6 separate regions of the Mus musculus genome follow, and all the other regions are linked to region 4. A link is a loop called in an ENCODE intact Hi-C map of the cell type or tissue named here. Cell type or tissue: heart. All regions are shown on one strand. Each heading gives the region's core, and the rest is flanking DNA. Links, peaks and the distances in the headings are about the cores only.

The links. Hi-C counts contacts between places; a loop is a spot of excess contacts. Peaks named below come from ENCODE experiments on the same cell type or tissue, not always from the same donor. Only the 100,000 strongest peaks of a DNase experiment are listed, where the experiment ranks them.
Region 1: it touches region 4 in a loop (7-fold over the local background); 10 of 42 quality-filtered maps call a loop at or near these places.
Region 2: a loop joins it to region 4, with 3 times the contacts of the local background. A loop is called at or near these places in 13 of 42 quality-filtered maps.
Region 3: it touches region 4 in a loop (9-fold over the local background); 37 of 42 quality-filtered maps call a loop at or near these places.
Region 5: a loop joins it to region 4, with 4 times the contacts of the local background. A loop is called at or near these places in 9 of 42 quality-filtered maps.
Region 6: a loop joins it to region 4, with 6 times the contacts of the local background. A loop is called at or near these places in 12 of 42 quality-filtered maps.

What each region holds. Positions count from the first base shown.
Region 1 is chr4:41,163,196-41,168,161 of GRCm38, reverse strand. The region is part of intron 1 of Ube2r2 (ubiquitin-conjugating enzyme E2R 2); the gene reads right to left. Among named protein-coding and RNA genes, the nearest start is that of Ube2r2, 30 kb to the right of the region's middle. In heart, for the core only: CTCF peaks have their summits at 1,701 and 1,912 (motif pointing right); a DNase peak (open chromatin) is centred at 1,881; H3K27ac peaks cover 287 bases.
Region 2 is chr4:41,272,722-41,277,687 of GRCm38, reverse strand. Ubap2 (ubiquitin-associated protein 2) reads left to right here and starts at 2,553. Exons shown (of 29, transcript NM_026872.1): 1 at 2,553-2,648. In heart, for the core only: no CTCF peak of the experiment used is centred there; a DNase peak (open chromatin) is centred at 2,287; H3K4me3 peaks cover 2,446 bases; H3K27ac peaks cover 2,012 bases.
Region 3 is chr4:41,117,160-41,122,125 of GRCm38, reverse strand. Nol6 (nucleolar protein family 6 (RNA-associated)) reads left to right here. Exons shown (of 26, transcript NM_139236.3): 4 at 1-2; 5 at 179-347; 6 at 540-674; 7 at 761-915; 8 at 999-1,119; 9 at 1,344-1,402; 10 at 1,487-1,588; 11 at 1,737-1,852; 12 at 1,942-2,119; 13 at 2,250-2,372; 14 at 2,565-2,713; 15 at 2,814-2,889; 16 at 3,103-3,243; 17 at 3,360-3,477; 4 more. Among named protein-coding and RNA genes, the nearest start is that of Nol6, 4.7 kb to the left of the region's middle. In heart, for the core only: a CTCF peak has its summit at 2,995 (motif pointing right); a DNase peak (open chromatin) is centred at 3,085.
Region 4 is chr4:41,048,342-41,053,307 of GRCm38, reverse strand. Gm25637 (a small nuclear RNA gene) reads right to left here and starts at 3,088; the gene lies at 2,982-3,088. In heart, for the core only: a CTCF peak has its summit at 2,451 (motif pointing left); a DNase peak (open chromatin) is centred at 2,347; H3K4me3 peaks cover 440 bases; H3K27ac peaks cover 1,066 bases.
Region 5 is chr4:41,385,535-41,390,338 of GRCm38, reverse strand. Ubap1 (ubiquitin-associated protein 1) reads right to left here. Exons shown (of 7, transcript NM_023305.3): 5 at 2,982-3,164; 6 at 2,142-2,243; 7 at 573-1,658. The coding sequence ends at 1,518. It also overlaps a transcript of Kif24 not described here. Among named protein-coding and RNA genes, the nearest start is that of Ubap1, 39 kb to the right of the region's middle. In heart, for the core only: no CTCF peak of the experiment used is centred there; DNase peaks (open chromatin) are centred at 1,498 and 2,408; H3K27ac peaks cover 519 bases.
Region 6 is chr4:41,223,794-41,228,759 of GRCm38, reverse strand. Ubap2 (ubiquitin-associated protein 2) reads left to right here. Exons shown (of 29, transcript NM_026872.1): 6 at 1,484-1,561; 7 at 2,426-2,480. Among named protein-coding and RNA genes, the nearest start is that of Gm24837, 15 kb to the right of the region's middle. In heart, for the core only: CTCF peaks have their summits at 2,199 (motif pointing right) and 3,154; no DNase peak of the experiment used is centred there.

The DNA.
Region 1 (4,966 bases), core at 374-4,373, 120 kb before region 4:
CCTGTAATTCAAGTTTCAAGACAAGACATGCCTTTAATCCCAGCACTTGGGAGGCAGAGGTAGGAGGATTTCTGAGTTGGAGGCCAGCCTGGTCTACAGAGTGAGTTTCAGGACAGCCAGGGCTACGCAGAGAAACCCTGTCTCAAAAAACCAACCAAAACAAAACAAAACAACACCTAAAGCCCTGTTCTGGCCTCCATGAGCACCTGCACACACGTGATGCATATACATACACTTAGGCACACAGGTAAAATAAGTAATCTTAAACAATAAAATTTTTTTTGAGGCTGGAAGCATAACTCATTAGCACATTTGAGCTCTCTCTCTCTCTCTCTCTCTCTCTCTCACACACACACACACTCACTTGCATTGTGCACAACACTGTAATTTTTTCCAAAGAACTAAGCATATGTCTATGTACCACATGCACACAGAACCCAGAAGACCCAGAAGACGCAATCAGATCTCCTGGGAATGGAGTCACAGATGGTTGTAAGATGCCATGCAGACGCTAGGAATCATACTCAGGTCCTCTGAAAGACAAGTCAATGCTCTTTTTTTTTTTTTTAGATTTATTTATTGTATGTATTTGAGTACTGCCTTCAGACACACCAGAAGAGGGTATCAGATTCCACTACAGATGGTTGTGAGCCACCATGTGGTTGCTGGAAATTGAACTCAGGACCCCTGGAAGAGCAGCCAGTGCTCTTAACCCCTGAGCCATTATTTTATTTACTGATTGTCTTAGTCTTTAATTCCCTGATTTGCTATGGAGTCATGGCTGGTCTTGAACTCTTGATCCTCTCACTCCCACATCAGAATTCTCAAGCCATAGACAGATCACAAGTGTTTGCAACTATCACCAACTTGGAAGACAGCATTTTTAAAACTGAAATATTTAGCTGCACAGGCATGTGTCTTCAGGCTTGTAATCTGTCTGAAGTTTTAACATTTGGTACATGTGAAACCCTGGGGTAGAGTCCCAGTGAGAGTGTGTGTGTGTGTGTGTGTGTGTGTGTATGTGTGTGTGTGTCTCCCCCCCACCTCTCCTTCTTCTCTCGCCCTCCCTCCTTCATTTTTTTTTTTTTAATTTTGTTTTGGTTTTTTTCAAGACAGGGTTTCTCTGTATAGCCCTGGCTGTCCTGGAACTCACTTTGTAGACCAGGCTGGCCTCGAACTCAGAAATCCACCTGGCTCTGCCTCCTGAGTGCTGGGATTAAAGGCTCGCGCCACCACGCCCGGCCCTCCTTCATTTGCTAATTTGAAGAAACATAGGAAATACTTTGGACATGATTTTGGAGACTGACCCTACAGCCACATACATGTCGGGCAAGTACTCTACCACTAAACTGTATTCTCAGACACCACGTAAAATTTAAAAACTTTTTTATCTTATTTAATGTGTATAAACATTTTTGTCTCGAATGGGTATGTATGTACACCAAATGCAAGCCTGATGCCCAGTGTGAAGCCAAAAGAGGACATCAGATCCTCTGGAACTAGAGCTACATATAACCAGTTATAAGCTTCCATGTTGTGCTGGGGAATTGAACCCAGGTCCTTGGCAAGAGCCAAGGACTCTTAACCACTATGCTATCTCTCTCCAGGCCCCCAGCCTGCCAACTCTTGAATACAAAGTAAAAATCACTGAGTGAAGAGTTAACACATCTACCCATCTTCACTCCAGTCCTCACAAAGTCAAGGCCTGGAAACAAAATCTGTCTTCGAAAGCAAGAGGTAGAGAAGGCCTTTTGCGTCCTCAGTATTCTCCTGGACCAACCCTCCAGGATTTTGACAAAGAACCTGGCATCAACAAACCTCACATAAAAATGCTGCCAAAGCCTAGAAGTCTTAGCCAGCTACATCTGCCCCATTACCATTTTTATAATAAGGTAGACCATGGCCACCAGGTGGCAGCAAACTCTCTCCAAGATCAGATCAGATTTAGATGGGAAGGATTTCCTGAAATTCCAAGACAAAAATATCTCACATTTTGTATAAATTGTTTAACTCCACTTATCCCAGTCTGGTGGAACATAGATACCACCCATCATATAACCATCATTCTAGAATATGATGTTCTGGACTTAATACTTGTATACTGTTATATATAAAATAAAATAAAACAAAATTATGCCAGCTTAATATGCGTGCAATAGACTCACATAGGTGCATTCTTGTAATCAGAGCTGTCAGAAGCTGAGTCGGGAACTCTGAGTTCAAAGCTATCCTTATTGCAGGGAGGATCTTATCTGGGGGCCCGCAAAGGGGGCTCTGGCTGTGAAACAATGATAGACTAAGCACTTGCTGCAAAATCCTGGGTGCAGTTTCTAGCACTGTAAAACAAACAAAAATGTAGGGGGTGGTTCTGATGCTAAGGTCCTGTTCCCCAATTGGTTCTCCATAGATCAGTAAAGATGCCAGGAGCCAGTTGCTGGGCAGAAAGAAAGAGACGGGACTTCCAGGAACCACAGGCAAGCTAAGACACTCAGGAGGAGGAAGAGAGCTTTTGCAATGTTTCAGAGGGAGAAAAGGCCACAGCCATGTGAGATCTAGGGTGGAGTGAAAAGTTGAGAACAGATTTAGGATGCTGAGCTAAGAAAATTGGGAAGGGCAAGCTAGCTGTGGGAGATCAGAAGCACCTAGCAATTGAGCCAATAATGCAGGCTGAAAATAAGTTTGTGAGTGTGTGTGTGTGTGTGTGTGTGTGTGTGTGTGTGTGTGTGTTTTATCCACAGATCCAAGGGAACCTTGGTGGGGCTGGTAGAGTAGTCAGTCCACTCAGAGCTTAAAGCCGAGTAGTAAAAGATACATGGAACAGATGGCACACAATGAGGAAGGCAAGAATCCACTATTAGTCTAGGATGGTATACCCACACTCAAATGATGTAAGTCTAGGAAGAGGGAAGAACTGGTTTCTCAACAGAGCAGAGCCCAGTTATGGCTCCAGCTAGGAAAACTGGAACAAAGGAATACAGCCACAGCCAGAGAGAGCTGAAGGGGAGAGGCTGGGAACTCCTGCTGTGCAGTCAGGCTGTGACCAGGAAGAAGGCAGTGAGAGACAAACAAAAAGAGCAGCCTGCTTCTTACAAGCAGGTAATCAAAGGATAGACTTTTAACATTTGATTTACTTGTCTTAAAAGATAGAAGGGAATACAGATTTTGCCCAAGCCACGTGGGAATTTCTTCCTGCGGTTCAGAACTGATACAAAGAGCTTAAGATTTGAGGCAGAAAGCCAGATAGTAGATGCAGCAAATATTAAGCTCCACAGAACAGCGGAGGTAGAGAGAATGAGTGAATAAATGCTTTAAAGATGTGTAAAAGTCTTGCCAAGACAACTTCTAGGGATCTTTGAATGTGGCTGACACAAGATTTCTATTGATTGCTTTTGCCAGGTATGATATAAATAGAGCCTGGAAATAGGTGCATACAGTAAGCAGAAGGAAATTTAAAGTTAATTACAGAGAAATGTATGCCTCAATTGTTTTTCATTGAGGCATATTGATCTTAAAAAATTAGATCATCTGGGCGTGGTGGCGCACGCCTTTAATCCCAGCACTTGGGAGGCAGAGGCAGGAGAATTTCTGAGTTTGAGGCCAGCTTGGTCTACAGAGTGAGTTCCAGGACAGCCAGGGCTACACAGAGAAACCCTGTCTCGGAAAAAAAAAAAAATTATATCAAAGGCAGAGAATAGGTTGCTTAGCCTATCTTAAGACAGTAGAAATTTAGGCCTTGAGAATTATATAGAGAGAGCCTGGAAATAGGCCCATACAGTAAGTGGACAGGAATATTAAATAATTTAGGCCTTGATCTCATGAAGACACGAGACAGCAAAAACACTGACTCGTTTAATATTTGTTTAGATTGCTTTTATCTACTTTGAACTGTTTTATTTATCAAAATGAGTATGGTTTTGAGTTTAGTAGTTATACTAAAATCCCTCTGGGAGAGAGGTCAAGCTAAACAGTTAAAGATTTCCAGTTACTGGACCAAGGACTTGTTAGTCTGGAAGAAAGTCTCTGCTTTTGTGTTGACAGGAAAGGAGAAGAGGCTTCGGACTCCAGAGTGATATGGATCAGATATGACGGGGAGACCCCCTCAAGAACTAGAAAAATTCAAGAGAAACAAACAGGACAGGTAAAGGGTCATCGTGCTACCCTTCACAGGGCATGAATGAACACTTATAATTGGTTATTGATAAAATTAACTCATAAAAAAGACAGCTGTCTACCACCTGCTCAATCAAAGAACAAAACTTCATCCTTAACTGATGTGTGCACCCTGCACATTGCATGAGAAAACCTTAATGGTCCTAAAGTTTTGGTTGTGAGGTTCCAATATTACAGAATGCCCAGCTTTGCTGAGGTTTGTCCTAAGGTACTGAGCTGACCTGCCTGCCCCTGCTCCTGGTTGCTACACAAAACAGCTCTGGGACTTGCTGCTGATTCTAGGCCATCTCACCTCATCCAACCTTTCACACAGACCCAGTCAGAACTCCAGTCAAGCTCCGACCGAGCCTTCCAAACATGCAGAGACTGGATAACAGATGCGAAAGGTAACTTTAAGTCTATCCAGTTTTTCTAATTTCCCTCCCCTCCCCACCCCTCTAGAGAATTTTTTTTTTTTAAACAGTGACATCTGAAAATCTTTTTTTTTTTAAAGATTTATTCATTTATTATATGTAAGTACACTGTAGCTGTTTTCAGACACTCCAGAAGAAGGAGTCAGATCTCGTTATGGATGGTTGTGAGCCACCATGTGGTTGCTGGGATTTGAACTCATGACCTTCGGAAGAGCAGTCGGGTGCTTTTACCCACTGAGCCATCTCACCAGCCCATAGAGAATTTCTTTTCACCCCTATTCAGCAGGAAGAAGCTATGGAGAGTCGCCAACCCAATTCCCTGGGCTTGGGTGTCTGTTTATTTTACAAATTATAGACAGTCTGTCATTTTAAGAGATAATTTG
Region 2 (4,966 bases), core at 310-4,309, 220 kb before region 4:
TGAACTCAGAGATCTGTCTGCTTCTGCCTCCCAAGTGCTGGAATTAAAGGTGTGTGTCATCACTGCCTGACTAAGTCTTTGACTTTCAATAGTGGATTAAAACATTTTTTAAAAATCTTTGATTTTCTCATACATTTCTACAAAACAAGAAAACATAGAGACTGAACTGACCCAACACAATGTTAGTAGGTCACTGGCCAAGAAAGATAAGATAGATCTACACATGGATAATCAGGATAATACGTTCTTTTTGTTACAGGTACAGCCTGAGCATTCTGTAATTCAGGCAGAAAAACAAAGGTTTCCCTTGAACTGGGCCGGACTGTTTAAATTTTCAATTGTCTAGCCAAGTAGGTTAAAGAGATCAAGTCTATTAGTAACTAGCAAATTAGTAATTAGCACTGAACCCCCATCAGTATAAGAAAATTCCCTTTCCATCTTGCTTAAACCAGCTGCACCTTACCTTATGGGTACAAATAGGGTTTGAACATAATTTTGTTTGTTGAGGGCTTATTGTTTACCAAGCAGACATTTTATATAATCTCTTTCTCTTTCCTGGGACAGGTTTCTCTGTGTAGCCCTGGCTGTCCTGGAGCTTGCTCTGTAAACTAGGCAGCCTGCATCTGCTTCCTGGGAACAAAGGCTTACACCACCACTAATTAACCTCTTAATTCCAACGTTGTGGATGTATCTAACCTAATAAGCTACACATAGACAATAGCCACATAATCACATTTTATTATGTGTGTTCTTTTGTTTTTGTTTTTTGGGTTTTTTTTTGTTTTTTTGGTTTTTCAAGACAGGGTTTCTCTGTATAGCCCTGGCTGTCCTGGAACTCACTTTGTAGACCAGGCTGGCCTCAAACTCAGAAATCTGCCTGCCTCTGCCTCCCGAGTGCTGGTTTATTATGTTTAAATGTATAATTTTTAACAAGATATAGCTCAGCTGTTTAGAGCAATTGTCTTTCCAGAGGATGTTGGTTTGATTTCCAGCACCTAGAATATGGATCATAACTATCTCTAACTCCAATTTCAGGGGACCCAATCCCATGTTCTGACCAGGCATGTATGTGCTACATATATACATACAGGTAAAACATCTATATATATATGAATGGTATATATGTATATATTTGAAATACATATTAATCAGGCATGGTGGGTGACTCTTGTCTATAATCCTTGAAATACCACCATTTGGGAGACCAAGGCAGGATGACTGCTGAGAGTTAGCGGTCACCATGTACTGCACAATAAGGCTAGGTTAGTCTGGGCTGGAGTTAAAGTGTTTTAAACATCTAAAAAAAAATTATTTATTTAATGTATGTGAGTACACTGTGCTGTCTTCAGACACCCCAGAAGAGGTCATTGGATCCCATTACAGATGGTTGTGAGCCACCGTGTGGTTGCGGGGAATTGAACTCAGGACCTCTGGAAGAGAAGTCAGTGCTCTTAACCACTGAGCCATCTCTCCAGCGCAACATCTATCTATTTATTTATTTTTTAAAGATATGCTAGTGATTAATCTTTATTTGAGTCGGCCTGTGGTGTCACGTGCCTTTACTCCCAGCACTCTGTGAGTTTGAGGCCAGTATGGTCTACAAAGCAAGTTCCAAAACAGGGAAGCCCTGTCTCAAAAAATCAAAAAACAACAAAACTCCATTACTTTTGCTTAATCTCCTGAGGTTAACATCTTTACTAAGAGGTGGATCAGGTAACTTCTCAACAAGGAAAACCTGATTTAGGTTTCTTATGCCAGAAAATAACTTTTCCTTTCCTATTTGCAAAACCGGTCCGATACTAGTAGCCTTTTGGGCTAGAACACCTCTAACATCCCGTTGGCGTTCAAGGAATGGTAGTTGTTTCCTGCAGAAGAGAGTTGGGAATGCAGAAAGCAGTCCACATTTGACTACATTGAAGTCTCGTGGCCTTCAGCCGAGGACGTTCTGGGTGTCTGGCTCAGCAGCTGGCGGTTGGCGTTTTCCCGCGCAGAGGGCAGGGCGGAGCGCCAGCCTCGCAACGTGGGAGCTAGACCCACTCTCCGCCAGAACTACACCTCCCAGCAGGAACCACGCTGGTTCGCTTGGCAGGTGGCACCCATTGGTACTAACTCGGAAGCTAGCCATAAGATGCTCGAATAAGTCAGAATCAGGAGTTGTACTTAGGAGCACGCTGAGAAAAGGCGGTCGTAGAGAGTGCCTTTGCCGCGCAGCACTCTGGGAGTTGTAGTTCGCCCTCAAAACGTCTAGAAGCCAGGCTTGCTTTGAGTGGCTGCACCATGTCACGTGACGAAAGAGCCGCACGCATCGAGCATCTTGCAGTGTTTCTGAGGTCATCATAGCGCGACCGCACGCTTTAATAGTGGGTTCTCTATAGGCGGCGGATAGTACGACCCTGAAATTCTGACCACAAGCAATGTCACCATCTCCGCCGCCTCCACATAGTTCCTCTCGCTCAGCTCCCAGAGCTGTGTTAGCCAGCCGGGTAACCCCGTTCAATCTTCAAGTACTGGCTCCACCCTCTCCCGTGACGTAGGGATCACGTGACGGGCAGGGCCGCCTCTGCCGCCGCCGCCGCTTTGTAAGAGGCACATTGGCAGGTAACGAGCGGCGGCGGCGGCGGGTCCCGAGTCCAACGAGAGCAGCAGCGGTAATTGTCACCCGGTCCCCTTCATCCTGCCTCCCAGGGCCCTGAACCTTGCAGTGTATGCTTTCTGGACCTGGGCTAAGGTCTTCTGAACTCCCAGCCCCCTTTGGGATGCCCCAGCGTCTACTCGGGTGGATCGGGCCGAGCTTCCCTCGCTGGCTTCATGTTTCCGTAGTGTGTCCAGGCCTGAGCACTCTCTTTCCTCTCCCGCTCAGGTTGCCCTGTGCTTCCTGCTCCACCCCCCACCCCCCATCCTAGTTGGCCGGCCCCACCCAGCCCCAGGGGGCGCCTTCCCCTCCCCCCCCTTTGGGTTTTTATCCTGGAGGGTGTGGTTTTCTCTCCCACCTCGGTCCCTGCACGTTGGCAGGAGCTCCTCCGCCACGCTGTCGCCCCATCCGGACCACCTTTCAGCTTTCTAGTCTGGCGCCTGTCCTGGGACTGGTCTTAGTGCCCAACTTCTGCGCTCTAGTCTCTCCCCACTTAATCTGAAGGCATAGTTCAATTTTACTACTTTTCATTACTGTGGTCTTTGGTGTTAGTTGAAACTCTGTGAGTTTCCTCTTCATGCCCTATTGAAGTCTGGTGGTGTCATAGTTTATTTATTCTTTAAGGTGAGGTAAGAGTGCTTGTGAACTGTAAAGCGTTGTTAGAAATTCAAACAAATTCTTTAGCCTGGTGCGTTCCAGCTCAGTTTTCCTAGTCAGCTCTCCCACCTTCCCCCCTGCATTTTCAGGTTTAGTTACCCAGGCATAGTCAGCTCTCCCACCTTCCCCCCTGCATTTTCAGGTTTAGTTACCCAGGCATGTCAACTGTCACCACTTAGGATTCGTGTTTTCTCTTTGGGTTGGTCTTGGAAGTCTTCCTGCAGTTTTTTGCTTTAACATAATCTCGTAGTTTACTACCACTAATACGCCTTTCTACTTTATTTCCAAGGTGCATAGTCTGCCTACTCTTTACTTTTCTCCAGCAATTGTGTACAGTAACAATTGGAGCTTTTAGGTGATTCTATGAGGTACCCAGAGATCATTTATTTGAAGAGCATGCCTTTTTTTGGGAGGGCGTTTTTGAGAGAGGGTTGCACTACCTAGCCAAGGCTGGCTTTTAACTTGAGAGCCTCTTGTCTCAGTCTCTCTAGCTCGCTCGCTCGCTCGATAGTTTTTACAGGGTTTCTTCATGTTACAACCTTGGCTGTCCCCCACTTGCTTTGTAGACCAGGCTGGCCTTGCACCCATAGAGATCCACCTGCATCAGCCTCCCAAGCACTGGGATTAAAGGCATGAGTCACCATGCACCTCTTGCTTCAGTCTTTCTATGCTGGGATTTCAGTTTGCATGGATTACAGTCAAACACTACTGTGCCTGGTTACAATGATCTCTCTCTCTCTCTCTCTTTCAGTGAATAGTGTTTATATTTATATCTTCTATTGTAAAGTTTTTAAGCTTTTTTTTTTCTTTTTTTTTCTCCTATTAATGGGCATGCTAATACGCCCTCTGAATTGTTTATTTTTGTTGTTGTTTAGTTTTTTTTTTTTTTAACCTCCCTTAAGTTTTTCAAGAAAGGATCTCTGTGTGGTCCTGACCGTCCTAGAACTTGCTCTGTAGACCAGGCTGGCCTTGAACTCAAGAGATTGTCTCTGCCTCCCGAGTGCCAGGCTTAAGGGCATGAGGTACCACCATCTGGTGCCTGTTCTTTTTTTAAGAGTTGGTTTTTCAAATAACCAACACTAAAACAGTAAATAAACCAACAGAGGGGAGGTGGCTATCATGCCTAAGTTCTCCTGTAGTGTAGCTTAGACATCGGGATGGTTCTTTGGTGTGCTCTTTACCTAGTTTAGGAGAGAAATTCTACTCTTTGGAGGTGGTCCAATATATCTTGTCTGCCTTCAGGGCCTTTTGGCTAGGGCCCTTTTCCAGTTGCTATGAGATTTGTCTTACTGGGCAAAGGTTTAGTTTCCCATTCTACACTTGATTGCTGTCATTATGTTCCTGCCTGATTTTTCCTACTTAGGGGTCATTTAAGTTCTGTAATTGATCCTCCCCTCACTCCCAGTGGGTGACCTTTATGTTTCCCACACTTCTGACCCCTCCCCCGTTTGTTTCCTTGCTGCCTCTGACTTTCAAAAACTAAACATTTCAGAGAGAGGGAGATTGTTTTGTTTGAAATATGGGTGGAAGTAGTAACATGGCAGAGATGAGGCCATGAGGAAGGATTGTGGTAATTGCTCTCGGGGCAGCTTCCAGCTGCTCTGCTTTCCTCTGGACTCTAAATGTGGATTGGTGAGCCAGGGTCTGCCGTGGGGAACTTCCTTTAGAACTGCTTTG
Region 3 (4,966 bases), core at 523-4,522, 69 kb before region 4:
GGGTAAGGCCCATGGTTTGGGGGCTATTAGAGGATCAGCAAAGGGTCCCTTTGGGACTTTGTGCCCTTTGTCTGAATATTGGGTGTGTTCTTCCTGGGACTTAAGCCTAGCTTTGACCTAGTCCCCAGTTCCATGAACACTTATGTGTCTGACCTTCTCTCTTCCCTGATTCCTCCAGGAAATCTTACAGGACAAAGACGGGCTGAACCAGCGTTACTTCCGCAAGCGAGCCCTTTACCTGGCCCACTTAGCTTACCACCTGGCCCAGGATCCCCTCTTCAGCAGCGTACGCTTCTCTTACATGAGTGGATGCCACCTGAAGCCCTCGCTGCTGCTGCGGCCACATGGTGGGAGTCACTCTCTGGGCTTAGTGCACAGTATGGGATGGTAAATCTGGAGGGGGCCATGAGGTCTTCAAGTCTGGAAGCCTCGAGGCCAGGAGGTCAGAAGTCATGGGTGCCCAAGTATGAGGGGGTGCTAAGGGGACCCACTCAGATTTTAGGAGTTGTAGAATCTCACTACTCCATGTCTCTACCCAGGGAAGGATGAGCGCCTAGTTACTGTGCGCCTGCTTCCCTGCCCTCCCTTGGACTTCTTCCGTCCCTGCCGCTTGCTGCCAACTAAGAACAATGTGCGCTCTGCCTGGTACCGAGGGCAGAGCTGTCCGGATTACGGTGAGCAGGCACTGGTGCTGAAATGTGTTGGTGGGCAGGGGTTTGGTGGAGCCTTCTCTTCTAATAGTCTCCATTTGTTTGCGTAGAGCCGCCTACCCCCCACTATAACACCTGGATCCTGCAGGATGTAGCTCTGGAGACCCACATGCACTTGCTGGCAAGTGTGCTGGGCTCTGCCCAGGGCCTGAAGGATGGCGTGGCACTTCTGAAGGTTTGGCTGAGGCAGCGGGAACTGGACAAGGTGAGTTGTGGGTGGCCTGGTTTCCTCGCCTCTTTGTGGGAAGGGTTGCTCCTGAGCTCAGTCCAGTCATGCTTCTCTTTCAGGGCCTGGGTGGATTTAACGGATTCATCATCTCCATGCTGGTTGCCTTCCTGGTATCTAAACGAAAGATCCATACCACCATGAGCGGCTACCAGGTCCTGAGAAGTGTCCTGCAGTTTCTGGGTAAGGTAACTAGAGTGGACAGGCCAGGGGTTCCGCTTGTCCCCGGGGGTTCTCTTATTCCACCAGAGCTCCGTTAGTTTCTTGTCACCAGACAGAGGAGAAAACTGAGTCTGAGGCAGGCAGTTGTAGCCACCCAGGCTGAGGGAGGCAGGGAGGGTATCGCTGTGGCCAGGTCCCAAAAGGACCTTCTAATACAATACCTACCTTTCTCTGGTTCACTCCAGCCACTACCGATCTGACAATCAATGGAATCAGTTTCTCTCTCAGCTCAGATCCCTCCTTGGTGAGTTAAGTAACGTGGGCAGGTATGTGCTAATGGGCCTGCAGGTAGACCTCAACCCTGATTGGCTTCTCTCTGCCCCTCCAGCCCACCCTGGCTGAATTCCACCAGCTTTTCGCGGTTGTGTTTGTGGACCCATCAGGCCGCCTCAACCTCTGTGCCGATGTTACAGCTTCCACTTACAACCAGGTACCAACAGGTCCTCCTACTCCCGGATCCTCCATACGTCTCCGCTCAGGCTGCCGTGCCTGTGCCAGAACGGCAGAAGTAGACCCGGGCTGCGAGCCTTTCAGCCAGCGAGGGTTACAGCTGTGTTTCCTCCTCATCCTGTGCCCAGGTGCAGTACGAGGCAGAACTGTCTATGGCGTTGCTGGACAGCAAAGCTGACGATGGATTTCAGCTGCTGTTGATGACTCCCAAACCCATGATCCAGGCTTTTGACCACGTTGTCCAGTGAGTTTGGGGTGGTGTAGGGTCACAAGGGAGGAGGAGTCACGGACCTAGTGGGTTCTCATTGGTCCCCTTTGCCCTGTACCCTCCAGTCTCCATCCACTGAGTCGCCTGCAGGCATCCTGTCACCAGCTAAAGCTTTGGCCAGAGCTGCAGGATAACGGAGGGGACTACGTTTCAGCCGCTCTGGGCCCACTAACCAACATTTTGGTGCAGGGTCTGGGGTGCCGGCTGCATCTGCTGGCTCACTCTCGGCCCCCAGTCCCAGAGGTGAGACCCTGTAGACTGGGAAGTTGGCTGGATATAGGGTCCAAAGGGACCCACAGCGTGCTGCCCAGCTGGTTAGCCTCCAGCAGGCTTGGGGCCTTTGGGTTGACATCAACCTGTTTACATCCTACAGTGGAGTATCAACCAAGATCCCCCGAAGCACAAGGACGCTGGGACCCTGACCCTGGGATTTCTCTTCCGGCCCGAGGGACTGACCAGTGTTATTGATCTTGGCCCAGAGGCTGACAAGCCTGAGGTGTGAAACCCCAGCCTGCCCGTGGGGAGGAGTGGGTGGAGCTTCCTCACGATACCTAAGTTGAGGCCTGTCTGCAGTGCTTGGGATTGAGCTCAGGGCTTTGGGCACGTTATTAGTCCATCCCTCTATCACTGAGCTACGCCCCAGCTCATTCTTTCTTGGCCTCTCTTCCCATCCTTTGCTTCTCTCCAGGCTGCTGATTTCCGTCAGTTCTGGGGGACCCGCTCAGAGCTCAGGCGTTTCCAGGACGGAGCCATCCGGGAAGCTGTGGTCTGGGAGGCAGAATCTTTGTTTGAGAAGCGTCTTATTCCTCATCAGGTGGTCACCCACCTCTTAGCACTGTGAGTATCAGCGTCTTCACACCAGGAGGCTGCTGTGGTCAGGGCAGCCATTTTCGGTAGGCATAGCCCCTGACACCCTCATTGTATCTGTGTTCTTCAGCCATGCTGACATCCCAGACACCTGTATCCAGTATGTGGGTGGCTTCCTTGATGCATTGATCCAAAACCCCAAAGAGGTAAGAGCCTGGGGTCTAAGCCAGTGATTGCGGGGTAGTTAGTGCTATGGCAAGACTGGATGGAGAACCCTTTCTACCCTAGCCAGGTTGCATCTCCTAGTGTCCAGCAGGGGGCGCCCCGGTCCTGCCATAGCCTGAATCATGGCAGCATCCAAGGTGGTGCTGGGGTTTCTTAAGACCCAGACTTCCTCCTGAGTGTCTTCTCTTCATCAGATCTCCAGCACGGGTGAGGAGGCCTTGGCGTTGGCTGTGCGTTGCTATGATGACCTCAGCCGCCTGCTCTGGGGGCTGGAGGGTCTCCCACTTACTGTGTCTGCCGTTCAGGGGGCTCACCCAGTGCTGCGCTACACAGAGGTAAGGTGCAGGGGGGCAGGGAGTCCTTTATGGTTAGTGCCCCCACTCACACCTGCCCCATCCTCCCATCTCTGGGCTGTCCCTCCCTCTCAAAGTCACTGTCCTGTCTTCCACAGGTTTTCCCTCCAGCTCCAGTCCGTCCTGCCTACTCCTTCTATAACCGCCTCCAAGAGCTGGCCTCACTGTTGCCCCGGCCGGATAAGCCCTGCCCAGCCTATGTGGAGCCTATGACTGGTAAGAGGGTCCTTGGGAGAGAGTGGGGAAGGCAGCAGGCTGCGGAATCAGATCTCTCACCCCTTCTGTTCTTCAGTGGTTTGTCACCTGGAGGGCAGCGGGCAGTGGCCTCAGGATGCAGAAGCGGTGCAGCGGGTCCGAGCCGCCTTCCAGCTGCGCCTGGCGGAGGTGCTGACCCAGGAGCATAGACTACAGTGCTGCGCCACTGCCACACACACGGATGTCCTCAAGGTTAGGCTGCTACAGGGTGAGAGATCACCACAGAACAGGCTCCAGGGACATCAGGGGCTACAGGAAGATAACTGTCGGTCGTGGTCTGCGGGGCCAGGGATCCAGGTGGCAGCGCACCCCCAAGTGCTCTTGACATTCATTTCCTTTGCCACATCTCTCCACAGGATGGGTTCGTGTTTAGGATTCGAGTGGCCTATCAGCGGGAGCCACAGATCCTGAAAGAGGTGCGGAGCCCCGAGGGCATGGTCTCCCTGAGAGACACACCTGCCTCCCTCCGCCTTGAGAGAGACACCAAGCTGTTGCCTCTGCTCACCAGTGCCCTGCATGGGTAAGGTTACATTCGTGAGCTCTTCTTGGATGTAGGCCTCCTGCCCCCATTCTGCTTACCTGGCTACCAGATTCTCTGGAGGCCAGGCAGCATAATACCTCCCTTGTGAACTGGTAGTAACATTAGTAATAACTTCCGGGCGTTTGCTAGGAGAGCATGGGAGATGTGTACCCCATGTGGGCAGTGCTGGGCAGAGGCCGAGCGACTGGCGGTAGGTCCATCCCTATGTGGGTCTCTCTGAGTTCCCAGGTCTCACTGCCAAGGCTTCCTCCCCCAGACTCCAGCAGCAGTACCCAGCCTACTCGGGGGTGGCTCGCCTGGCCAAGCGGTGGGTGCGTGCCCAGCTTCTGGGTGAGGGCTTCACTGACGAGAGCCTGGATCTGCTGGCCGCTTCACTCTTCCTGCACCCTGAGCCCTTCACCCCTCCCAGGTAATGACCTGGATGCTTTCCTCGCTCGGGAAGTTGCTCTAAGTGATGCAGTCTTTATTCTAACTGGGGGAGGGTGGCGAGTACACGATAGAGGGTGTTTTCAGATGCTTCTCACTGAGGGGTTGGGGACATCAGGCCTCAGATTCTTTCTCTTTCTATCTGCTCAGCGTCCCACAGGTTGGCTTTCTTCGGTTCCTTTACTTGGTATCTACCTTTGATTGGAAGAACAACCCTCTCATTGTCAACCTCAACGGTGAGCTGACTGGTAAGTGGTAGGACTCAGGTCAGACCACTGGAAGAACTTCCCTGTGTAGATGGCACAGTAAGCAGGTGAACACCCTGTGAGTTCGTCCAGGAAGCCTCCTAGATCCCAGATGTCTAAGCCTAATGGTCTGTCTTGGGGAAGAGAATTGTCAGATGGAAGAGGCAGAGGCTATATCAAGTCTGGCTTAGAGAGCTTTGCCTATGTGGTCCATGATAAAATTACTACTCAGGGCTGT
Region 4 (4,966 bases), core at 521-4,520:
CTGGCTCTCTCTCTTTCTCTCTCTCTCTCTCTCTCTCTCTCTCTCTCTCATACACACACACACACACACACACACACACTCCAAAACCAAACAACTAAATAAACAAAAATAAAATAAAGCCAAATCACTACATACATAGTAAATAAATAAAATGCAACTAAAAACCAAGAACTTTGCCAGGTGGTGGTGGTACACACTACCTTTAATCCTAGTCACCAGGAGGCAAAGGCAGGCAGAGCTCTCTTGAGTTGGAGAGCTGGTCTACAGGGCAAGTTCCAGGACAGCCTGGGCCACCCAGAGAAAGTGTCTCAAAAACAAAAACAAAAACAAAAACAAAAATAAGCAAACAAAAACCCTCCCCCCCCCCCAAAAAAAAACCCAAAAAGAAAAATATAAGAATTTTGGAATTTCAGGGCATGTAGCTCAGTAATAGAGCGTTGGTTATTTTTGTTTGTACTTTTTGGGGAGGGGGGTGGTTAACAAAAATAGTGCCTCTGATAAATCTCATTTGCCATGATACTGCCATTTTGCAAAGGTTTCTGTGCTTTTTGTCTTTATCTTTATTTATCTTTTTTTTTTTTTTTTTGGTTTTTCGAGACAGGGTTTCTCTGTGTAGCCCTGGCTGACCTGGAACTTACTTTGTAGACCAGTTTGGCCTCGAACTCAGAAATCCGCCTGCCTCTGCCTCCGGAGTGCTGGGATTAAAGGTGTGCGCCACCATCGATACCTGGATATTTGTACTTTTTAAAAAAGAAACCACATTTTTAGTGTGTGTGTGTGTGTGTGTGTGTGTGTAGGTCAGGAGACAACCTGTGTAGTGGGAGTTTTTTTTGGCTGTTCCACTTTGTGCTCCCAGCTGGTTGCAGGCACTTACCTGCCCAGGAGCTATCTTGGATCTGCAGATGAAAGAACACTCTACAGGATGTGGCAGCCCTACACGGAACCTATCCCTAGGAGAAAGGGCTCCAGTGTGTCTTCTCTGTGCCCAGCTATCTGCATTGGTCCTGTCCAGACTAGTGCGATTCATTGTTCTAATCCCTCCCTCCCTCCTGGGCCCCGTGCTGCTGTCCCCCTACCCCACTCTCCACCTTGGAACTCCCTGCCTCCAGCAGACACCCGCTTCCATCTTGTCAGCTCTCCCAGGTAACCCTTCGCAAACACATGTCTCATCGGCCCCTCTACAACACCACTCAGTGTAGCTAGCGACTGGATCCATAGCCTCTGGGCAGCCCAGGGCCTAGGTTCCCATCTCCCTCCACCTATTCCTTCTTAGTCCTCCCTAAGGTCCTAGCCCCTGGTTACCTGCTCATTCTTTGACTGGGCCCTCCTCTGGAGTTTGCCGGAAGTTCAGGGCCTCGGGGATATAGGAAGTAAAGAAGCTCTACCGTGTTCCTTGCTTAGGTCCCTTTAGAGTCTGCTTGGCTCTTAGGATAGCATTGAAAACCAGGTAAAGGGCTGGAGAGATGGCTCAGCGGTTAAGAGCACCAATTGCTCTTTCAGAGGTCATGAGTTCAGTTCCCAGCAACCACATGGTGGCTCACAACCATCTGTAATGGGATCTGATGCCCTTTTCTGGTGTGTCTGAAGACAGCAATGATGTACTCATATACATAAAATAAATAAATAAATAAATCTTTAGAAAAAAAGAAGACAGCCAGATTAAAAAAAAACAAACAACAAAAAACAAAACAGGTAAAGCGTTTCATGGTAACCCCAGCCCATCCTGCACCCTCCGTAAGCTGGTCTCCGTTTTCAGGTTAGGTTTTCACAATCCTGGGTTGAGTCAGCTTTAAGAGTCATTCACTTCCTCCCTGGCTGAATCTTGGAGGATCTGGTTTCCACGTCACCTTTTCTGGAAGACTCTTGCCTCTCTAGACTGATATATTCCTATTCTCTTTCTAGTCTAACAGCCAACTTCTGGCTTCAGATAAGATCCTAGCTTTATTGATTTGACTCAGAGTTCTTCTGTGTTGCTCAGGCCATCCTCAAACTCAATACATCTGCCCCCAAGCCTTCCAAATGCAGGGATCTTGTGTGCACCTCCACACCCAGTTCCATAGCTCTCCCCCACCCAAGAAAATGTTTCTCTGTGGCCCCCTGGCTGTCCTAGAGCTTGTTCTGTAGACCAGGCTGGCCTCAAACTAGGAGGTCTGCCCGCCCCTGTCTCCTGAGTGCTGGGGTTAAAGGCGAGCACCACCATCCCTCGGCCCATAGCTCACTCTTGAACTCATCTCTGACTGGCGACAAAGACAGGTGTGTCCCTCTTTTTCAGGGTGCAACTCTCCTTTCCTGGAAGAAATGCAGCAGTCTGAACCCGCTTAGTGTCTGCTACGGAGCGAGCCAGAACCTTTAGCTGCTCTGGCTACAATCACGAGCTCTGGAAGGGTTGTTTTGGCAGAAGGATGTGGACGACTAGGAAAGTTCCAGACATGGCCCGGTCTCTGGCGCCCTCTAGAGGACAAAGTTTCCTCTTTATTCTGTGCTCTGGCGCCATTGTTTTTTCTTTTCTTTTCTTTCTTTTTTCTTTTCTTTCTTTTTTCTTTTCTTTCTTTTCTTTTCTTTTCTTTTCTTTTCTTTTCTTTTCTTTTCTTTCTTTTCTTTTCTCTTTTCTTTTCTTTTCTTTTCTTTTCTCTTTTCTTTCTTCTCTTCTCTTCTCTTCTCTCTTCTCTTCTCTCTTGTCTCATCTCTTCTCTCCTCTTCTTTTTTTTCTTTTTTGTTTTTTCGAGACAGGGTTTCTCTGTGTAATCCTGGCTTTTCCTTTTTCCTTTTTCCTTCTCTCTCCTCTCTCCTCTCTCCTCTCTCCTCTCTCTCTCCCTCTCCCCTCCCTCTCCCCTCCCCCTCCCCTCCCCCTCCCCTCCCCTTCCCCTCCCCTCCCCTCCCCCTCCCCATAGTTCTGGGTTAGTTTTACTTCCCAACACATGTCCAGTCTCCAGAACATTAAAAGGAACTGTACCAAAGCTCAATTAAAACAAAATTTACAACAAAATATGGAACACTTAAATTTATGTCATCCTTGTGCAGGGACCACACTAGACTTCTCTGTGTTTGTTCCAATTTCGGAATATGTGCTGCCAAGGGGAGTGAGCACCTCTTTCTTTTTAAAATTTATTTATTTTTTCAAGATTAGAATTTCTTTGTGGAGCTCTGACTGTCCTGAAACTCACTTTGTGGACCAGATTGGCCTCAAACTCAGAGATCCACCTGCTTCTGCCTCCCAAGTGCTGGGCTTAAAGGTGTGCAACCACCATAGCCCAGCCAGTGAACCGCTCTGCCCATTCTTTTAGTTTTTTGTTGGTTTCTTCTTCTTCTTCTTCTTCTTCTTCTTCTTCTTCTTCTTCTTCTTCTTCTTCTTCTTCTCTTCTTTTTTTGAGACAGGGTTTCTCTGTGTAGCCCTGGCTGTCCTGGAACTCACTCTGTAGACCAGGCTGGAACTTAGAAATTCTCTTGCCTCTGCCTCCTAAGTGCTGGAATTAAAGGCGTGCACCACCATGCCCGGCGTCCATTCTTTTAATACGGTGCTCTCATACTGGGCAAACTTTTTATAAACTAAGCTACTTTTCTTTTTTAAATATTTATTTATTTATTTATTTATTTATTTATTTATTACAAGTACACTGTAGCTGTTTTCAGACACACCAGAAGAGGGCATCAGATCTCATTACAGATGGTTGTGAGCTACCATGTGGTTGTTGGGACTTGAACTCAGGACCTCTGGAAGAGCAGTCAGTGCTCTTAACCTCTGAGCCACCTCTCCAGCCCCTAAGCTACTTTTCTTAAGTCTGCCCATACTGGCGACTCCCTGAAATTGTTTAGTGACAGCAATAGTGGTTTCACTTGAATGGAGGTGTGTGTGTGTGGGGTGTGTGTGTGTGTGTGTGTGTGTGTGTGTGTGTGAGAACAGGCCTCTGCAGGGTGGTGGCCACGCCTTTCAAGCTCAGTGCTCCAGAGGCAGAGAGGCAGCTCCAGAGGCTGGCCTCTGACTTTGAGGCCAGGGTTCTTTACAAAGTGAGTTCCAGGGACAGCTAGGACTAAACAAAGAAACAAACCAACAAAAACCCTACCTTGAAATAAAATAAAGCTGGGGTTTCATATAGCCATAGCCCAGGCTGTCTAGTCTAAACTTACTATGTAGTGGAGAATGACCTTGAACTCCCGGTTGTAGGCATGTGACTCTCGTCTCTGAGTCAGACTCTGACTGTAGAGCATTGTCTGGCCTGGGACTCACTCTGTAGACCAGTCTGACCTCATTTCCCCTGCTTTCCAATGGTGGGATTTCTGTGTAGTGATGGCCTGAGTTTTCTAGGCAGTTCAGGCTATGCTCAAACTTGTATTCCTCTTGTCTCTGCCTCATGGGTGCAGGCTACAGACACCCTGTTCAGTGATCTCTAGAAGACAGTCTCACTCCCATACAAGGCTTTTGGACAACCACATCTTATAACTTCTCCCATCGAGGTACTGTGTGCGTCTCCCTGGGCTTCCTGCCTATCACCCACCTCTCGATGACAGGCACCCACCCTCATGCTTTGGCACTGCAGCCCCTGCTGACACGTGCATGCCTGCCTGTTCTTCCTGGCCCCACCGGGCCCCTGAACCCAGACAAACCATTTGGCTGCAGGTGGTCTTCAGCTCCCTCTGACCTCACCCCCATAGTTGAGATCCCACGGCTGCCTTGAGCCAACAGCCCCGTGCTGGGCTAGCCTGGTTTTTCTCATAGAGCCTTGGGCATACTTTTCCTAAGATAGGCAGTGTCCAGAAGACAGGACCTGGAATGGGGGCCGCAGGAAACCAGGTCTGGCTTTTTTCCTCTTCTCCCAGATGGGGACCCCTGAGGAGAGGGCCTAACTCTCCTCCCTCTGCTTCAGGTGGAGGGCTCTCTGAGGACTGACCCAGAATTGTTTTTCCAGTCCTTCCACCTCTTCCACCTTTCTGTTACTTTCTGGAAACTTCTATGTACATCTCCATCTAC
Region 5 (4,804 bases), core at 805-4,804, 340 kb before region 4:
CCACGGGCAGTGCTTGAACTGACCACCAGATGGCAGCCTGTTCCTAGCTTAAGGCCTCTCACATAACCACTAAAAATCAGAGGCCATTCCCAACCAAGAACACCAAAAGGATGTGGGATTCTACTAAAGATAAGTACTAGAAATTTTAAGGATGAACTGTCAGCTATAGGAGCACCACTGAGAGCCGGGGAAGCACTTTAACCTTGCCTGTGACTGGTAGTAGTCACAAGCAAAGGGACTTGACTTGTCATATTTTAAAGGATACCTCAAAACCTGTATACCCCTTCTCCACTTTAGCAAGAAAGCATATACCCTTGTTCCACAGGCTGCACTAGACCAGGTTTAGAGAGTCTGTATTTATAAAACAAAAAAAAACCAAAAAAACAAAAAAAAAAAGATGAGACAGGATGGCCAGCCTCTGAGTCCCATAGGCCCTCAGTGGGAAAAGGATACTGATATGAAAGGGACAACTAGGCTCTGTTCCAGGCCAGAAATGACTGTGCTACCCGTAATCTACCCACTGTCCTGAGTCAAACCATTTTTCAAAATAAAGAGGTTAAGGCAGCATGGCATACCTTTTAGATTTTTATTAGTAGTTCTCTGAAGAATCAAAATAGTTAGCAAATTACTTTAGATTCAAGACTGTATTATATCCTTTGTATTTAGATCTTTAATATTGTAGAACATAATACAAACAAACCAAAGAGACTGGTTTCTATGCCTAGGTGTTATTCATTGTGTCATCCTAAAGCAGGGCTGGAGGAGGCTGTTCAAGAACTGGGGGTTAGTGCTGAGTGACAAGTCGTGGCCTGTTTTCTCACCCATGTGCTGGAAAGGGCCAATGATACTCAAAACTGACAGCTTCCTAGCACAGGGGCTCCAATGCCCCGGGCAGCAGAGGATTATGGTCTAAGCCAAAAGAAACAGTCTGGACAGGGGCAAATGGGAACTGCCTGGCAGAAGAGGCAGACTTTGCCCCATGAAGAAAAGTGCATCTTTGTACCGCAGAGACACTCCAGAACCAGTGTAACACTAGGGCTGTCGGGGAAGGCGGGCCCAGGAAGACCCTCTCAGTTGCATTCCACTTGGGTTAGAGCCCAGTCTGACAGTGGTGCAGCAGAGAGGAGAGGAAAGGATCTAGCCCCAAAACAGCAGCAGTCTGCTCCTCCTGTCTTCCCACTCTTCTTGGTAGCCAGGCCAGGTTTTGGCTGAGAACATTAGAGACCCCAGAAAGAACCAAGTATTCCTTCTGAAAGCCCAAAGTGGGAAGGACACTTCTCAAAACACAGGTATGTTTAATATGGAAGGAACCAATAGAGAGCATATATGCCCAAATCTTCCTACTTTCCCCCAGCTCAGGCCTGGGCTCACAGAGACTAACAAGTGTCAACTCCACATCCGACCTTCTAACCCCCAAAGAAAATCTGGAAGCATGTCCCGTCTTCCCCACAAGTGAGCTGTGCAGAGCCTCCTTGGGGAATGGTGGTGCTGTGGCAGGGCCGTAGCAGGGCCAGGTCTCAGCTGGCTCCAGCCCGGGCCATGAGGTCTTCCAGAGCATTGTCCTGGTCATTGTTGTGTAATAGCAAAACTTCCTTAATGTCTTTCAGTTCAAAGCCCATTTCCTTAAATTTGCTCATTAACTGAAGAAACTCCATCATCTATGGGATAAAGGAGAACAAATTTTTTTCAGAAAGAGTTGAGCCACGCAGAGCAGCTGAATGTAGGTGTATACTGCAGGTGAAGATTCTGCCTCCTTCAAGCAGTCCCATGGGTCTTTAAGGTTCCCTCGAAAGTAACAATTCACTTGCTGACCTCTGGACGAGCTCCTGCCCACATGAATATTCCCACCAAGACAAAGTATTTAACCCCTAAAGTATGCTTTCTAGATAGAAGGGAAGGCAAAAAGACTATCAACAGTCACTGTCTTCCAAAAGCCTGGCTTTTAGCGCAACTCTACTTCCCCTTCCTATCACTGGGATTCAACTCCATGTTTTATCTATACTAAATGCAAGACTCCTTGTCTGGACACTGGAGTCTGTCTTTGACTGCTTCTGCCTACAGTGACTAGTAAGAAAAGGCAGTGCAGGGGCCAGGGAGTACAGCAGTCAACTCTGCTCCTGTGAATGCATAAAGGTTCTTACCTTTTCTTCTGAACACTGGTGCATTTCCAGAGCCTCTTCCACTAAAAGAGGGTCAAAACCCTTCTCACAAAGCTGTCCGTGTGCAAAGAGATAGTCGAGAATCTAAGGAAAGAAACAAGGCTTGAGCTCCTCCTGTTACTCCTGAGTCGAGAGCTTTAGACCATCTGTGTGAAGCTGCCTCCCTGTCCCTCCCCAGTTATCAGGCCCAGACTGCCTAGCACAGCATAACCTCAATAATGACTTGGTAAACAAACCGGCACGCCCTTCTAGAAATGAGCAGCCACATCCCAAAGGAGGTACTGTCACAGCTGACTCAACCCAGAAGATCAGCTCAGCCAGAGTAGGATAATAGTCTTCTAGAAAAATACAGTGCATGTCAGAAAATGTCCCCAAGGCAGAGGACTATAGTATGCTATTCACAGCGTCCTGCACAGCCATGACAAAAGTTTCTAGAGGTAAGCCGAGTAGTGGGATATATCTGTAATGCTAGCGGTCAGGACTGAGTCCAATGCCAGCCTCAGCTACCTCAGTTCGGAGCAGCCTGGCCTACACAAGACCCTATCTCAAAAAGAAGTGTAGATCTAACCATATGCTCAGTTTTGTACTCTCTAGAGGTACAAAGGGGTGGATAATGACAACAGATCCAGCCCTCCCACCCCCCAGGCTTTCTCAGACTCTCAAGGACTACTGTTCAACTTCTGGTCCCTGATGATAGCCCAAGGCTCCACATACCCACACGGGAGGAGGCTGGAGTTGCAGGCACTTGAGGACCTCAAGATCACAACTCTAACTTGAGGTCACCATGCTCCCCCACCCACACCTTACAGACCAGCACCTCACCTGCTCAATATTCTCTCCTTTCTTTCTCATGGCTCTCAGGACACAATCATATGAGTAGCCCATGTTGACTACTGTCTCTACACATTGCCGCTCACTCGGAGACAGTGCCTGCAGTTCCAAATAGGCCTGGGGACAGCTAGGCATGTTGGGCACTTGTGACACTGAGAAATTTAGAGGGGTTACCTGACAATAGAAAAACAAGATCACGGTAAGATGAGTTGAGGCCCAGGTTGCTGTCCAGGCATTGTGGGTTGGAAAGAAGAGAGGTACTGAGTACCAGCCAAAAAGAAAAGCTAGGAAACACCAGCAACCCTTGGAGCCCTCACCCGCAGTTCCTGCATGTTCAGACAGCACATGCTATTCCATGCCCTGATCCCTGTAACTTGAAAATCAGTTCTGAGTCTGAACCTACCTACAGAATGAATGTTTGAGGGCTGTGCAGATTTCTCTGTGTCCTTTCATTAGCCCCTAACTCTATTTTGGTTAAGACTCAGTCACTGCAGACATTGCTACTCTGTAACTGACTATCCTAGTCTCACTCTTGCCTCTCACTGGTCATGGCTAGCTCAGGGCCTCAGGATTTTGAGGGCACTTACCTTTGCCTCATACCACATAACTTGGCTTCATTCCCTGCTAAAGCTGCTGTCCTTTGCAGTGAAGATGGAAGGAAGGAGTATTAGCCATACTAGGCTAGACTCCTAGGCAGTCTACTGCATGGCTACAAGCATGCTGCTCCCTGCCACCGGACCTCCCTAGTATCACCTGATTGGTTCACCTCTGATAATGAAGCCTAAGGCACAAAGGCAGCTCAGCTCACTCCCAGGCCACAGGAACAAAATTGCAGGCTTCCAAGAACCAAAGAAAACATTTTATAATTTTCCTTGTTTCCTTTTTAAGCAAGGCAGTAAGTAGTCAGTCCTCTGTCCTAAAGCAAGTTCTGCTATAACCGCATGTTCTCAAACTGAAGAGAGCCAGGAGGATCACAGGCATGTAGGCTGACAGCTTCCACTGAACTGTGTCACCTGTAACATACTCTAAGCAGTCCATTCCTAGGGGCTTCAGTAGGCTACAGCAGCCATGGAAGATCAGAAGCTAAAGCAGTCTAGCCACTTTGCAGACTCAAGATTATATGGCCCTTCTCAGGAGCAGACTCTGTGTGGACTCAAGACACAGCTTCCTAAAAAAGTAAAGGCAGCTCTCACATGAGCCCAGCCAAAATGCCAGGACTATTCTTCCACCATGTGTACTTCTCCCTTTAAAAAGCCCCATGAACACCTGCTAGAATGTGGGTATATGTTTCTAAATTACACACACTTTTAGAAAGTGCAGTCCCCTAACAGCTGTGCTTTGGGAGTATTTTGTCCTTCAAGTAAGTGTGGCTGAAGGAAGGCCTGATAAAATTCTTTGATCTAGTTGTATCTTTGTGAATATTAAAATGCAAACCTTTAGGCTAGAGAGAGAGCTCAGCAGTTAAGAGCATTTATTTGTTGCAGAGAAAACCTGGGTTTGGTTGCCAGCATCCACATGCTAGCTTAAAACTATCCATAACTCCAGATCCAGGGAATCTGACACTGCTGAACTCCCCAGGTACTAAGCATGCATGTGCTATATATAAAGTATGTATGTAGGCAAAACATTCATATACATAAACCTACAAAAACATTTAAGCTTATCTCTATATATAGTCATTTTCACATCATTTGTAATAAATATTAGAGATAATGTAATAGCCAATAAGGTATTATAATAAAGTCAGTTAGGTAGTTTTTGTCTCACTATGTAGGCCTAGAATTCTCATTCTATTAAGTAGACTAATCTGGCTT
Region 6 (4,966 bases), core at 574-4,573, 180 kb before region 4:
GAGTGAATTCAGGCTTGGCAGGAGCCCTTACCCACTGAGCCACCTCACCAGCTCTATTTTTAAATGAAGGTCGATTGAACAATAACATCAAGATCGAGAAATGAGTATTTAAGTAATAGAAATGTATAGTTTGTGCTGGGGACTCACTCAGGGGCCTTTGCTTGGGCTTTTATTTGACCACACTTCTAGCACTTATAAAATACTTGGTTTTTATTGTTTTTGAGACAGGATCTCACTATGTGGCCTTGGCTGCCCTTAAACTTCCTGAGCTTTGCCAGCCCTCGGCACCCAAGTGCTGGGATTAAGGGGTGGGCCACCACACCTGGTCTCAATAGTTTAGTAATGTTTGTTAGAACTTGTTCTGGGGAGAAATAAAGTTCAGAAGCAGGTGAGGATGATGGGAAGGGATAGGATAAATTTAAATTTGTACTGCAAATGAAGCCAAGCTCATGTGAGCTAAGCAGCAACTAAAAAGTGGAGTAATGATATCAATATCTATTGACTAGTTTTTGTATGGATCTATTGGATCCAGTATGAATATGAGAAACAGAAGTCTGTCCTTGCCTTTTCTGGTAGGATGCTACAAAGCCTGTCTCTTACACTTTACCTTTTGTTCTGTGATGTTTATAGATAGCATTGTTTTGTAGTAAGTGTTGGGTTTTAGTACTTATTTATAGAAAATTTATTTTACAGGAGGGTACATGTAGACAGAAAGTAAAATGCCCATGCTGTATACTGTTTTAGTCATGGTCTGACTGACTGCCCTGGAGCTTGCTCTGCAGACCAGGCTGGCCTCAGAGCTCTCGCCTCTGTTCTGAGTGTTGGGATTAAAGGACTGTGCCACCATGCTCAGCACCATGTGATTTTCATTTTAGTCTTCTATCTGGGATTGCATCTGGTGCCATTCAGGATTTTGTTCCACACCACCCTCCTTCCTTCCTTCCTTCCTTGAGCTTTATTGTAGAAATGCAGAGAGAAAGTAAGAGAAAGAGAGAGGCCAGCCATGGCCATGTGGAGAGAGGGTGGAAGGGAGAGAGAGAAAGAGAGCTGAGAATAAGAAAGGTGAGACCTTAAGAGCTCTTTTTCTTTTTCTAAATACTAGGTCTGATTATGTGGTTCATCTGGCCTTGAGCTTGAATTCACGATTCTCTTGGTTTTGTCATCCTAGTGTTGGATAAGCCTTTGGTCATGTGCTTCTAGATTTGTGCTACTTTTTATTCATCATGATTTCTAAATGTTGTTTACATTTTAACTTCTTTTTAACCTTTTTTTTTTTTTCCTTTTTGGCTTTTGAGACAGGTGCTCCCTCAATATGTAGCCCTTGTTTGAATTTAGACCAGGCTGGCCTTGAACTTGTGGGATTGCAAAGAAGAGTGTTGGGTTTTTGATTCTTTCTGTGCATTTTGATCTTGGTTTTGTATCTCATAAGTTTGGTAAGAGGTTTGAAAATGAAAAGTTGACATGTTTGCTTTTTCTTCTTTAGTCAAAGGTGAAGAGAATGGGATTGACTGCAGCCAAGGAGACAAGCCTGCGGAGCGGGGCAAGCGGGCCCGAGGCAGAGGTGAGGGGGGAGGAGGACCAGGCCAGCTGCTGCCACCCTGGCTATTAAGGATGATTGGAAATGCAGTATGAAGGAGTGTTCTCTAAGATGGCTGAGAAGGAACCCCTTAGATTATGCCCGGTTCTTTTGTTTTTACATTTTGCTTTGGTTTTGTTATTTTTGGTGCTGAAGGTTGCCTGTCCTTGGTAAGAATGGCTCCATCCCTGAGCCATCCCTCAGATCCTGGATTATGTCTGTCACTTTGAAGAATCCTTTTGGTTATTTTCAGATGATTTGTTTAAGCCACTTTTATAATCAGTTATAGTGGTGTACAGATGTAATCCCAGCATTTAGGAAGCTGAGACAGAGGTATGATATACATGGTTACACTACCAACAAAGCAAGGAGAGCTTATTATTTATTTGGGGGTTTGGGGTATTTTGTTTTCTACACATAGTTTCTCCATAGCCCTGAGTGTCTTGGAACTTGCTCTGTAGACCAGGCTAGCATCCAGTTCAGAGATCTGCCTGCCTCTGCCTCTGGTATTAAAGGCGTGCGCCACCATTGCCAAGGCATTATTTATATTTTAAATTGTTTTATCTGTGAACGGTTTGCTTGCATGTACATCTGTGTGCCATGTGTATGCAATGCCTGTGGGGGCCAGAAGAGGGCATCAGATGCCCCTAAGAATGAGTTAGCTGCTTAGCTGCTTTTTTTTTTCTTCTTTTTTAAGGAAAAAAAAAAAGGCTCATACTGTAGTCTGTGATTGACTACAGGTTGAGAAGTCACCCTGTAGCCCCAGATTGGCCTGAAACTCTGCTTTATTTAATCATTATATATACATGTACAAATACAATTATATTCTATAATTGTGTTTTGTTAAAGGATTTGGACGTGGCAGGGGCAGAGGGACAGGAAGGTTCTCCGCTCAAAGCATGGGGTAAGTCACAGCCATCCCACTGCTGTAGGTGCTTCCTAGTTGTTCTGTTTTATCTGCCTTTGACCTGCCTGTACTTTATCCCAGCTAGAGGTGGTTGTACTTCTGAAGGGCTTTCTAACCATAGTGAAAATAGTGTTGTTGTTGCTGTTGCAGTAAATGCTGCGTCAGCACTGAAGCCTCTGCTCCGTGCAGTTTGCTTGGATAACTTCATTGGTGTGCATGTGCTGCACAGTGATGCTACATCATCCTTCTCTCTAACCTGACACCCCTCTCCTTCCTCATGAAGTTACTAACATGTCTGCGGACACCACATGTTCCCAAGGGAGTAGGCATATGTGCATAATGTCCTCGGCTGCCAGGTTGAAAGCCACTTACAGATGCGGCTAAATCTAGCTATTTAACATGAAGTGTTTATGTGAATGATAGTGTTGTCCTGAGTGATGGTAGTGAATGCTGAGCATTCTAGGTAGGTGTTAGAGTTAGCTACTGTTATGTCTAGTTTTTCTTTCTCTTACTGTTTCTTTTGTGCATGGCAAGACAACTTGAATTTGGAACCCTAGCCTTAAACTCATAGCATTTCTGTTTACTTATGTTCTTATGCGTGCATTGTAACATGGATGTAGCCTGTGAATCCTGACAGCTAGTTCTTTTATTTCTGAACCATCTCACCAGCCCCCTCTAGTGATAATACAAAGAAGTGTGAACAAAACATTTCTTTAGCTATATCCATATATGAAGAATATAATTCTACTCAAATCCACAGTTGGGGGTGCTGGAGAGATGGTTCATCAGCTAATAGCACTTGCTGCTATTGGAGAAGTCTTAGGTTTGGTTCCAGCACCCAGGCCTTTCATCATGTCTTACAGCCATTTGTAACCCCAGTTCCAGGGAATCTGATGCTCTCTTCTGGACTCTGGGCAGGCAGCATGCACATGGTACATATATGTACATGTAGGGAAAACACAGAAAATATAAAGAGTTTTAAAGTTCTTTTGGTGTTATGACAGACCCTTCCTTAATCCCAACACTAAGGCAAGAGACCAGCACATTTTTGAGTTCAAGGCTAGCTTAGTCTACAAGCAAGTTTCAGGACAGTCGAAGCTTCAATTCTGACACAAGAAGGAGACACGTTTACACTTGATGTATTTGTTCTCATTGGGACTTTTTTAAAATATGCAGTTTTATGTGTGGGCTTGAATGTATGTTTGTGTGCCATGGGCATGAAGGGGCCTGTGAAGCCAGAAGAGGTTTCCTAGGAACTTTTGAATTCCAGGCCATTTTGAGCTTTCGAGTGGGTACTGGGGATGGAACCTGTCTCCCAAGTCCTGCAAGAGCAGCAAGTGCTCTTAACCACTTTGAACCTTCTCTCTGGTCCTTTCATTGGACATTTTCAATGGTGTTCTTTCTAGACTGGGAAGGCTTCCAGGTCTTCATAACTTTTCAGGATGCCAAAGACTATATTGTAGAAACTTGAAGACCATTTATACAAAAGTAGGTAGATGATCCTAAAGTAACGTCTGTTGAAGATATGTACGCTTGGCTGGCGATGTAGTTGATAGAGTGCCTCCCTAGAACAGGCAAAGAAAATTCCGTCCCCAGCATACCATAAAACTGGGAATGGTGGTATAAACTTGTAATACTTGTAAACTTGAGGTATCCACTAGAGAAGACCACTAGGACACAGCTCAAGCCAATAGAAACTTTTATTAGTAACTACTCCAGGTGTTTGAGACTGAGTTGTAGCCCTGAGCATTTCTCAGAACGGGCTTTTAATCACAAAACCTACATTCCTGGGTTGACACACTTCAGTTAGCCAGAAGTGGAACTATAGGAGCCAAAGAGCAAGGTCACTATATTTAGGGACTTTCCCCAAAGCAAGATGGAGAAGGTCTTCTTTGTTCTTCTTTTGACAGGTGGTGCTGCCTATGTGCTGAGGTACCCAAGGCCTGTGTTAAGGTCTGGGAATCTATTACAGTATCAGAAGTTCAAGGTCATCTTTAGTTACAGCGTTCACAGATAACCAGGGATACATGATACAGACCCCATCTTCAAGAATGATAAGGCTCACTCATGTCTTTAATCTTAGTACTTAGGAGGTAGAGGCAGGCATATTTATGTGAGTTAGAGGCTTGTCAGTGCTACATTGTGATACCCTGTTTAAAAAACAAAAATGAAAACATTCAAATCACTGGACCTAAAGGTTAATAAAGGTCCTTGTTACCAACGCTTTAAAGTTCTGTCCCTAGGACTTTTAAGGGTAGAAGGAAAGTGTGCTGTAGTACATGTGAGTAACTAAATAAAACAGTTTTGTATGGGGTTGGTTGGGGTGTCACAAGCCTTTAAACCCAGCATTTGGGGGCTGGGGGGCAGATCTCTGTACGTTTAAGGCCACTCCTGGTTTACATATTCAGTTTGAATACTGCCAGGGCTACATTGAAAATACTGTGTCTGAAAACAAAACAAAACAGAATAACCCAAACAGAGAT